Linked DNA regions of Mus musculus: region 1 is linked to region 2. A link is a contact called in ENCODE Hi-C data. All regions are on one chromosome and are shown on one strand. The core of a region is the stretch at or near the end of the contact, and the rest is flanking DNA. Distances in the headings are between cores, read along the strand shown.

Region 1 (4,042 bases), core at 307-2,806, 230 kb before region 2:
TTGCAGCCTTGGCTCCTTCCTCAGCCAAAATAAAAGCACCGGAGATTCAAACACACAGAGCCCAGCCAGGGACACATGGGGCCTGCTCTCCCATTGTCTCTCCTGGCATGTCCCTGCATTTCCAGTTTTAAAATATCCTTATAACACAATTTCCAGCTCTAGCAGGATTTCTTTTAAAAGGCAAGACAGTCTTCAGTGTGTGTGTGTGTGTGTGTGTGTGTGTGTGTGTGTGTGTGTGTGGTTTGGTAGAAACAAGGTACAGCCCAGTGAAACCTCACCAGCCCTCTGGGCACAAAGGCAGTGTGAGAAACTTTCAGAGTGTGTGTGAAGGTCTCCCTCCCTCAATGTCTGTTTTTACTCAGAAGTTCGGAATCCCAAATCCTAATTTATAAGATGTGCTATTGCTTCTAGATTTCCACTAGAGGGCAGTCTTGGAAAATATTTATAAATATATATTTTATTGCTCTGTCTAAGAGAGAGTGCTGTTTTGGTTTGTTTTATTTTGTTTTGGAGAAGAGAGCCCGTGTAACATTTCATGGCAGGTTCTCGTCTCATTCTTCCACAAGCATTGCTAGAAAAACAGGCTGAATAAACCTCCATTGCTGCCTGGTCCTCACACACAGGTACTGCAGCAGGCTGCCCGGCTTCCAGAACTCTCTTCTCAGCACCAGCTGTCCTGAGGGGTCGGGGATGAGAAGAGTCACCCCAGCAGAGCTGTAAGGCCATGATACAGGGCCCCTCTGGTTTGAGGTCAGCCTCTACTAAGGCTCAGCTTCACCCCCTTTCTCCCAGGAAAGCAGTGGCCGGAAATACTCAGAAAAGAACCAGGAAGGATCAGAGGGGAAGCCAATGAGTCCAAACAACTAAAAATAGAGTTCCCAGGCAGGCAACCATGGATCTTTCCCTCTGTGTGTAAGTACATGTAAATAAGGCAGACCAAGTCTGAGTCTGGAAGGATCCTGGACACATTTGTGTAGCCAGGGCTTCTAAGTAGGTGGGAAACACCCTCCCACCCTACATCCCTACATACTGTGTGATCTAGGGGATCTCTCTCTCTCTCTCTCTCTCTCTCTCTCATGCTCTGTATGTCTCTGTCGCTCTCTCTCTCTGTCTCCCTCTCTGTTTCTCTCTCTAACAGAGAACGTCTTTACTGAATCCCGTGGCTAGGGGAGATAGAAGACTACTCTTATCACATGCTTCATCAGTGAACTTAATGGCAATAAGTGACAAGGTAAAACTGTTCCTCAGAGACTCGGGTCTATTTGGGGAGCATGTCTAATTCACAACCCTCAGCTCTCTGAGCTGGACATCCTGTGTGGCCCCATTTCCTTCTGGAGACAACTGGGGGAGGGGTCACAATGTTCCTCTATTTAGAGCAGCAGACGAAAGCCAGACCAGGCAACATGATCTCACAGCCACGGTGCTTGGGCTCAGGTGGTAGTCAGCCATTTCGTTCCCGTGGTGAGGGCATCTCCTGTGCCAGGCCAGCTTGGTGTGACTAGGATGCTCCTTGTTGCTCGACCTCAAAAGCAGGCTGTAGCAATGTCAAGACAGGTCCCTGAGTCCTCCAGGTCCAGGCTAGGAAGGGAAATCCCAGTATAGGTACTGCTTGCCTTTGTTGGTGTGGGTATGTCTGCTAGGGCTGGGCCAGCTGGCCGTGGACCTTTCTAGGAGCACTGAAGCCTGATAGAAGGTCAAGGCTGCCTCAAGTGCCCAGGGCTGCACCTTGTTCATGGTCCTACCCCTCCTCAGGGTCATTCTCTTGCCAACCTTTGCACCCTCTGGGGACCTCTATGTGTGAGCAGGGGGCGATTCCAGAAAACTGGCCTTAAAAGCTTGCTGTTTCCTAAAGGGAAGGTGAAGGTTAGGAGGAGAAAGGGGGGCTGCAAACAGGCTGTGTAGAGCCTATGGCCTAAAGGCACTGGGGGCAGAGACAGTGGACAATGAAATAGCAAAGACAGAGCCCTGGGCCTGTGCTCTCCTCCATGCTCAGAGGTCAGAGGTCAGAGGTCACCTCTACAATACCCTGCTCCTCACTCTGATGAGTCTGTGGGAGTTACTCTCATTCAAAAAGGATGTGACCATGATGGCTGCACCTGAGGTCAGAGCCACCTTGGTCCAGCAGGAAATCTATGTTTTAAACTTCTGGTATTCATATGTAGCAGGAGCTACAACAAGGCTTGCTTCTAGTTAGTAATGCCATGGGGGCCCAAGGGTCAGACCAGACTTGAAGATGCACGCAAGGTCTGGGCCTCCTGTTACTCTAGTGCTTCCAGAAACTGAACGGTGAGATAGGACAACCTCAGGTGCTGCAAGCAATCCTGGGAGCAACCTCTTGCCGAATTCCTGCACTCTACTCTTTTCTCCTCCCATCTGTGGGTTACAATTGTCTATTTACCCCAGATGCGGCACCAGGGGAACCATTCTGCCCAAGTCTAGCTTGGCACACTAGAAACTTGATTCTGTTATTTATAGAAGCTTGGGAGTTATTGGATTACAGCAGGCCAAAGGCTACTGCATCATAGGAGCCCACCCCATTATAGGAGCCCACTCCCACATTATAAGAGCCCACTCCATTATAGGAGCCCACCGACTCCTGCACGGGCCCATGTGTTTCAGGCTTGACACTCAGTGCCTGGTGCTATGGGGAGATAGAGCGACCCTTAGGTGACGGCGTCTGACTGAAGGAGTAATGCTCTGGATGGAGTAGCTTTGAAGGAGGTTGTGGGGATTTACCACAACCTGTTGCTCTTTGCTTTCCTAGCCACCACAAGGTAAGCCACTTCCTGTGCCACAGACTCCTGCTGTGAGGCCCCCCAGGGTTGGGGGGAGCACCCGCAGCCCCAAAAGCAGTGGGGCCAACTAGATAGTGGCCTGGAACATCTAAAATTGCCAGTTAAGATAGACCTTTCCTCTTTTCTTTTTTTTTTAACTAATTTATTTTTTTACATTTCATATTTTATTCCCCTCAGACCATTTTTCTTTAGCAGATGATTTATCTCAGATTTTTTCTCTTAAAAATATAGCAATTTTTAAAATTATTTTTTGTGAATTTCACGTCACGCACCCCACTCCCACTCATCTCCCTGTCCTTTCATACCTACCTTTCACCCTGGCAACCTTCCCCAGAAGAAAATTAAAAAGTAAAGTAAAATAAAACAAACAAACAAACAAACAAACAAAAACACCTTGCTGTGGAAGCTGCAGTGGGTCCCAGTGCATTTTCTCCAAGGTGCACCCTTCTGTCCACACACCTTCACTAGCAAATGTTCACCACAATTAGTCATTGGTCTGGTTCGAGGCCTCTGGCTCCTGCTACACTATCAGTACTGGACCTCACTGGGACTCCTCTCGGATCTCCTGTTGATGCCCTGTGTCATGGAGGTCCTGTGGCTTTGGATCTGCAGGAACAGCCCTTCATGTGCTCCAGCACTCCAGAGACGGGGCACATGTTGGGGTGCTGCCTGGGCCTGGGTGGTAGCTGAGTTGGTCAGCCCTCCAGCTCTCCTGAACCCACCCCAGCAGGGCGAGCTCTCCAACACTGCGTCAGGTAGCTCACCCAATGCTGCAGCTCTCCTGCTCTCATGCCCTCAGCCGGCTCACCTAGCCCTAGCTACCAGGGCCAGCTCCACTGTGCTGCCTGGGCAAGTGCAGGGCCCACTCTCCTGAGTGCCACAGGCAGTGAGGGGGACACCTCTCCTGTGCCCAGGACACCGCCTAGCAAATGAGTGGCAGACATCTCAGATCTTTTTAACCGTGTGGAAAGCTGACTCACATGACACTTCAGAGGAAACTGTCTCCCATGCCAGTCTGTCTGAGTGTCATTGTGAAAACTACTCTGCCTTACCGTGTGTGTCTGCCTACACTGCTCAGCAGCCCCAAGCCTTTCACAGGGATGTGTATTTGGGGACCCAGCCTAGCTCAGCCCAGTCCTGCCTTGCTAAGCTGATACTTCTCTCGGGTGTGGTGGGGTGATCGGATGGAATGCCAGTGTAGGGTCTGAGAGAACATCCCTGATTCAGCTGCTGCTGGCATGACACGC
Region 2 (4,116 bases), core at 954-3,453:
AGGCATTTGGCAAACCCAGACATGCGGGGCTATAGGCCACACACGTCAGCAGGAACTCCATCTCAATGCTGAGCAGAGATCTAGCCTCACTGTAACCAGTACAGTGGAGCATCGTAAGTAGCCTCAAAGACAGGAGCATGTCACTTCTCCCAGCTCCAGGAACAAGAGATTCCCCCTTCATTTGACTGAACTCAAAATCCCAACTTAACAGTTTCCCAAAGGCTCACAGAAAGGTTGTTTCTAAAACTAACTGGTAACTATACATACTCTATGTTGCATTTAAATTTTAAAATATGTTAAATTTAAAGGGGAAAAAATTAAATATAGAAAGCTTTCCTATCGAAATCACTGTTTAAATAATTCAATCCAAACGATTCCAGAAGTTACTCTAAATGGAGAAATTAGGGCTGGGGAAAGAAAAAACACTATTCAGAGAGATCATCCATTCACTTCTGTAAGGTTTTAATAACAAGGTAAAATTTCAAATATCTACATGGGCACCTCCTACTTGGGAAAGACTGTGTGTTCTTCTGTCCTTATTTGGGTCCATTGCATGGTTGATATATTCGATCTGCCAATAAACCTGGAACCTAACTCATGAGGTCAAAAACATATGAACTGAAGAAACTCAATTAATATCTATGAAAAGCAGAACAAGGTTGTCTGAAGGTGGGGGAGAGGGTATAAAACGCCAGTGACACGTCCCATGTTCCCACCAGTGTCCACAGGTCACATTACAAAGCTCCTACTATTCAGAGATTGGAGCGGAGGTTTTAACCCATCCACACTTCCCTGCCAAAACATACAGTGTGCATAGTCTAACACAGTCTGCAACTGTTGGACGGCTGCTGTAGTAACGGCAGCCCAGCAGCACACGGAAGTAGTGTCCCGTAAGGAAAGAGTGCAACGTGTCAGTACAATTGGGAGTTTTAGTCAGCAACTAAGGCACACTAAAAATTGAAGTTTGGAGCAAGGGTATCCTTTTTTCCTTTTTCTCCTATCCGCCGCTCCCGCCAATAATCTCCCCCAAACCCCTTTCTCTCCAACAGACTTTTTTTTGGGGGGGGGGGGCGGCAAAAGGGAGGAGTCGGAAATAGACTGGATAATGAGGTCTATTCCAGGATAGATAAAGAACTCCTGGCAACCTATAGTCCCTTGGGATGGGATGCTACTAAGAACGAGAGGAGTAACTTTCAGTTTCTGTACCCTCACTCCGGCACTGAGCAGAAGTCATTGATTGCCCGCAGAAAAGGCAACCTGCACTCCCACTCCCCTGCCCCATTCCTAATTCCCTCCTGGGCTAGCAAGTGAGAAGAACCTGCTAAAAGCCCCCCTCTCTCCCGCTGCGAGACAGAGGGCTGTGCCGCAGCCAGGGCGGCCGCTCCTCCCGGGGACTCGCCGACGAGTTCAGAAGTGGGAGCCGGCGCGCTGCAGCCGGCGGAGGTGCGGCACTTACCCCCGTTCACTCCGACCGACGGCTCGAGCTTAGCGGCGCCGATCGCCACCACTATCCCGACCATGAACCATTCTTTCCTCGCCCTCTCCAGCAGCCTCATATTTGTTAGGGCGGGTGGGTTTTGTTTATTTGTTTGGCTGGCTTGCTTTCCAAACTGCGATCCCTAAATCCCCGGGGCGTCTCCACACTTTCCTCGATCCCTCCAGACATGCAGCAGAGCAAGTCAAATTGCCACTCGTAAACTAAAGACCGAGGGGTGGCTCGGGCGGCTCCGAGGCGGGCTGGGAGTAGTAGTACCCAGTGACAGGAAAGCCTCGCTGAGCGCCGCCATCACTACCACGCACCTCAGAATAGACGCGCCCACCCGCCGAGGACCAGGGCGCAGGGGACGTAAAACGGAGGCACACCAGGAGCACGCAAGTGAGACGAGTCACGGGCTGCACTAACAGGACCCGCCGCCGTGCATACACGGCCAAGCTTGGGGAGGCCCGCAGTGGGAGAGAGGGATGAGGCGCCCCAGACGCCCAGCCTCATCATGGGTGTCGCTGCAGTAAAGCTATATTGACGGCGGCCCGAGCCCCGAGACATGCCTTGCAGAGAGCGTCTCTCACTCTGCCCTGAGCCCGAGAGACCCGCGGCGTGCGCTGGGCCGGTACCGGGCTGCGCCGTGGCGGCGGCTGCGCGCGCCAATGCCTGCTATGTCTATGCGCGTATACTCGAGACATTACGGCGACGACCGACGTCGCGTTGACGTTGCGCGGGGGGAGGGGAAGCCATTCGCGGCCTCTGGTTCTCGGCGGGAGCGGCGGCGGCAGACGCGTGTGGCGACCGGCGCGGGAAAGCGGCTTCCTAGTTAGGGAAGCGTTAGCCCCGTGGGTAGGTTGAAAATCGGTGGCCGAGCAGACGTCCGGGACGGCAGGCCCCCCGCCTTCCCGCAGCGGCGGCGGCGGGAAGGCGGGGAAGGCGGGCTGGGCCTTCCCGCCAGGTCGGTGGCCTGCCCGGGCCTTTCTGCCCGACCGCCTCCGCGGCCAAAACCCGCCTCGGGAGTGGGGAGGACGGCCGGGATGGGGCAAATCTTCCCTGGGGGGCGGTGAGAGAGCGACCCAGGCTCCTCCCCACCCGTGTGCCGCGCGTGGGCGGGCGATTCCGGAGGCCGCGTGGTGCGGGCCTTTGCCTGACCCCGAACCACTAAAGCAACAGGACAACTGAGAGGGGGCCAGGAACTCAGAACAAAAGCAGTGAGGGCCAGATCCAGGGTGGAGGGTCTGATGTCCGCCCCCTCCCCCAACCCTCGGTTTCTTGCATTGCATTTTGGCGAATCTATGACATAGTTTCACGAATGGTCTTCCGAGCATCAACCCTTCCTCTTTATGCACCCAAAGAAAGAAAGGAACAAAGTATTGTGGGACATTTTGAAGCAGCCTGGTATCAGCTACTTGAATAGTTTACTATGGAACGTAACGTTCGAAAGGGATTGTACCAGACTTTCATTCTGAATGCATTCAAAGCTTGAAAGAGACTCGGCGTGCAATTTGCTCTATTTAACTTTATCTTGCTGACATGACTCGCTATCCAAAAACTAAGCTGCTTTAAGCAGTTGTGCTATCAGTTCTCAGTTGCACAGCCCCCACTGCTCGGTAATTACGCATCAGGCAGCATGAAGAAAAGCTAATCTCAAGATAAAAAGAACTTAATAGGGAGACATTAAACAATTTACCAGGCAAAAGAAGTACATGAAATGTGATAAAGGCTTATTATAAGACAGTCACAAGGTAAGTGGAGTTCTAGGAAGTAAAATTTATAACATAATTTTCTTCAGTAATTTTGCTTGGTTCAAAAGGAAAAAAAAATCTGCCTCAGTCATCGAATACTCAAAAGGTCATCACAGATAGTGCTGCTTAAGTAAGGCTGCTCACAGAGTCTTTCTAGAGATTTTGACCTGTTTAGAACAAAATCTTAATTCATAGAATATTTTAACCGTAGTTTTGTGAATTGTATTGTCAAGGACTGTATTAGTTTGCTAGGGCTGCTATAACAAATAGTCCCCTCCCCGAGTTAGCTATACTCAGACAATAGACATGTTGTTTTACTGTTGCAGAATAAGGAAATCCAAAATGGAGATATTGGAGGGCCATGTGTTCTAAAGGCTCTTTCCAGCTTCTTGTGGCTGTTAATATTCCCTGGCTTCCTTGATTTAGGTTCTGATGCTCCAGTCTCGACCTGGTTAGGCATCACATCTCCCTCCATATGTTTCAAGTGGCTGCTCTCTGCATCCTTGAGCATTCATTACCTTTTTTCTGTGTGTATCTTTAAAAGATACTTGTCCTTGGATTTAAAGCCTAACCAGATAGTCCAGAATAATGGGTCATATTCATTTAGATTAAGTTTATGAGCCTATATCCTTTCTCCAACTTAACTGGAGTACCATCCCCTGTAAAAGACACGTTTTCCCATGACCTCAGAAGGTGACTTGTAGAAATCAGATGTTGATAGGTATGAAAAGCTGCAGTTCTTCTGAATGTCATACAAAGGTGTGCAGGTGGAGTGTAAGCACCACGTAGGGTGGAGAGAGGAACTAGATTGAGATATCTATAAGCCAAAGTAGTCTAAGAATTACTGACAACCACTGGAAGCTAGGAGGGAGTCATGGTACAGATTTT

The links. A loop is a pair of places that touch in the nucleus more often than their neighbours do.
Region 1: a map of heart shows a loop between it and region 2 (6-fold over the local background). The contact joins the enhancer-like site here to the promoter of Rbmxl1 in region 2. A Hi-C loop is called at or near these places in 5 of 37 maps with a recorded cell type or tissue (gastrocnemius and heart).

Annotation. Positions count from the first base shown.
Region 1 is chr8:78,738,490-78,742,531 of GRCm38, reverse strand. No RefSeq gene overlaps it. Among named protein-coding and RNA genes, the nearest start is that of Gm39203, 66 kb to the right of the region's middle. RefSeq lists an enhancer at 1-2,018. Within about 2 kb of position 1,556, at least 1 of the 3 ENCODE cell types and tissues checked has a DNase peak (open chromatin) inside an H3K27ac peak, as active enhancers do; it is heart, where a contact is called at or near this core.
Region 2 is chr8:78,507,015-78,511,130 of GRCm38, reverse strand. Rbmxl1 (RNA binding motif protein, X-linked like-1) reads left to right here and starts at 2,203. Exons shown (of 2, transcript NM_001252089.1): 1 at 2,203-2,332. It overlaps Slc10a7 (solute carrier family 10 (sodium/bile acid cotransporter family), member 7), which reads right to left and starts at 1,803. Exons shown (of 12, transcript NM_029736.2): 1 at 1,457-1,803. The coding sequence starts at 1,556.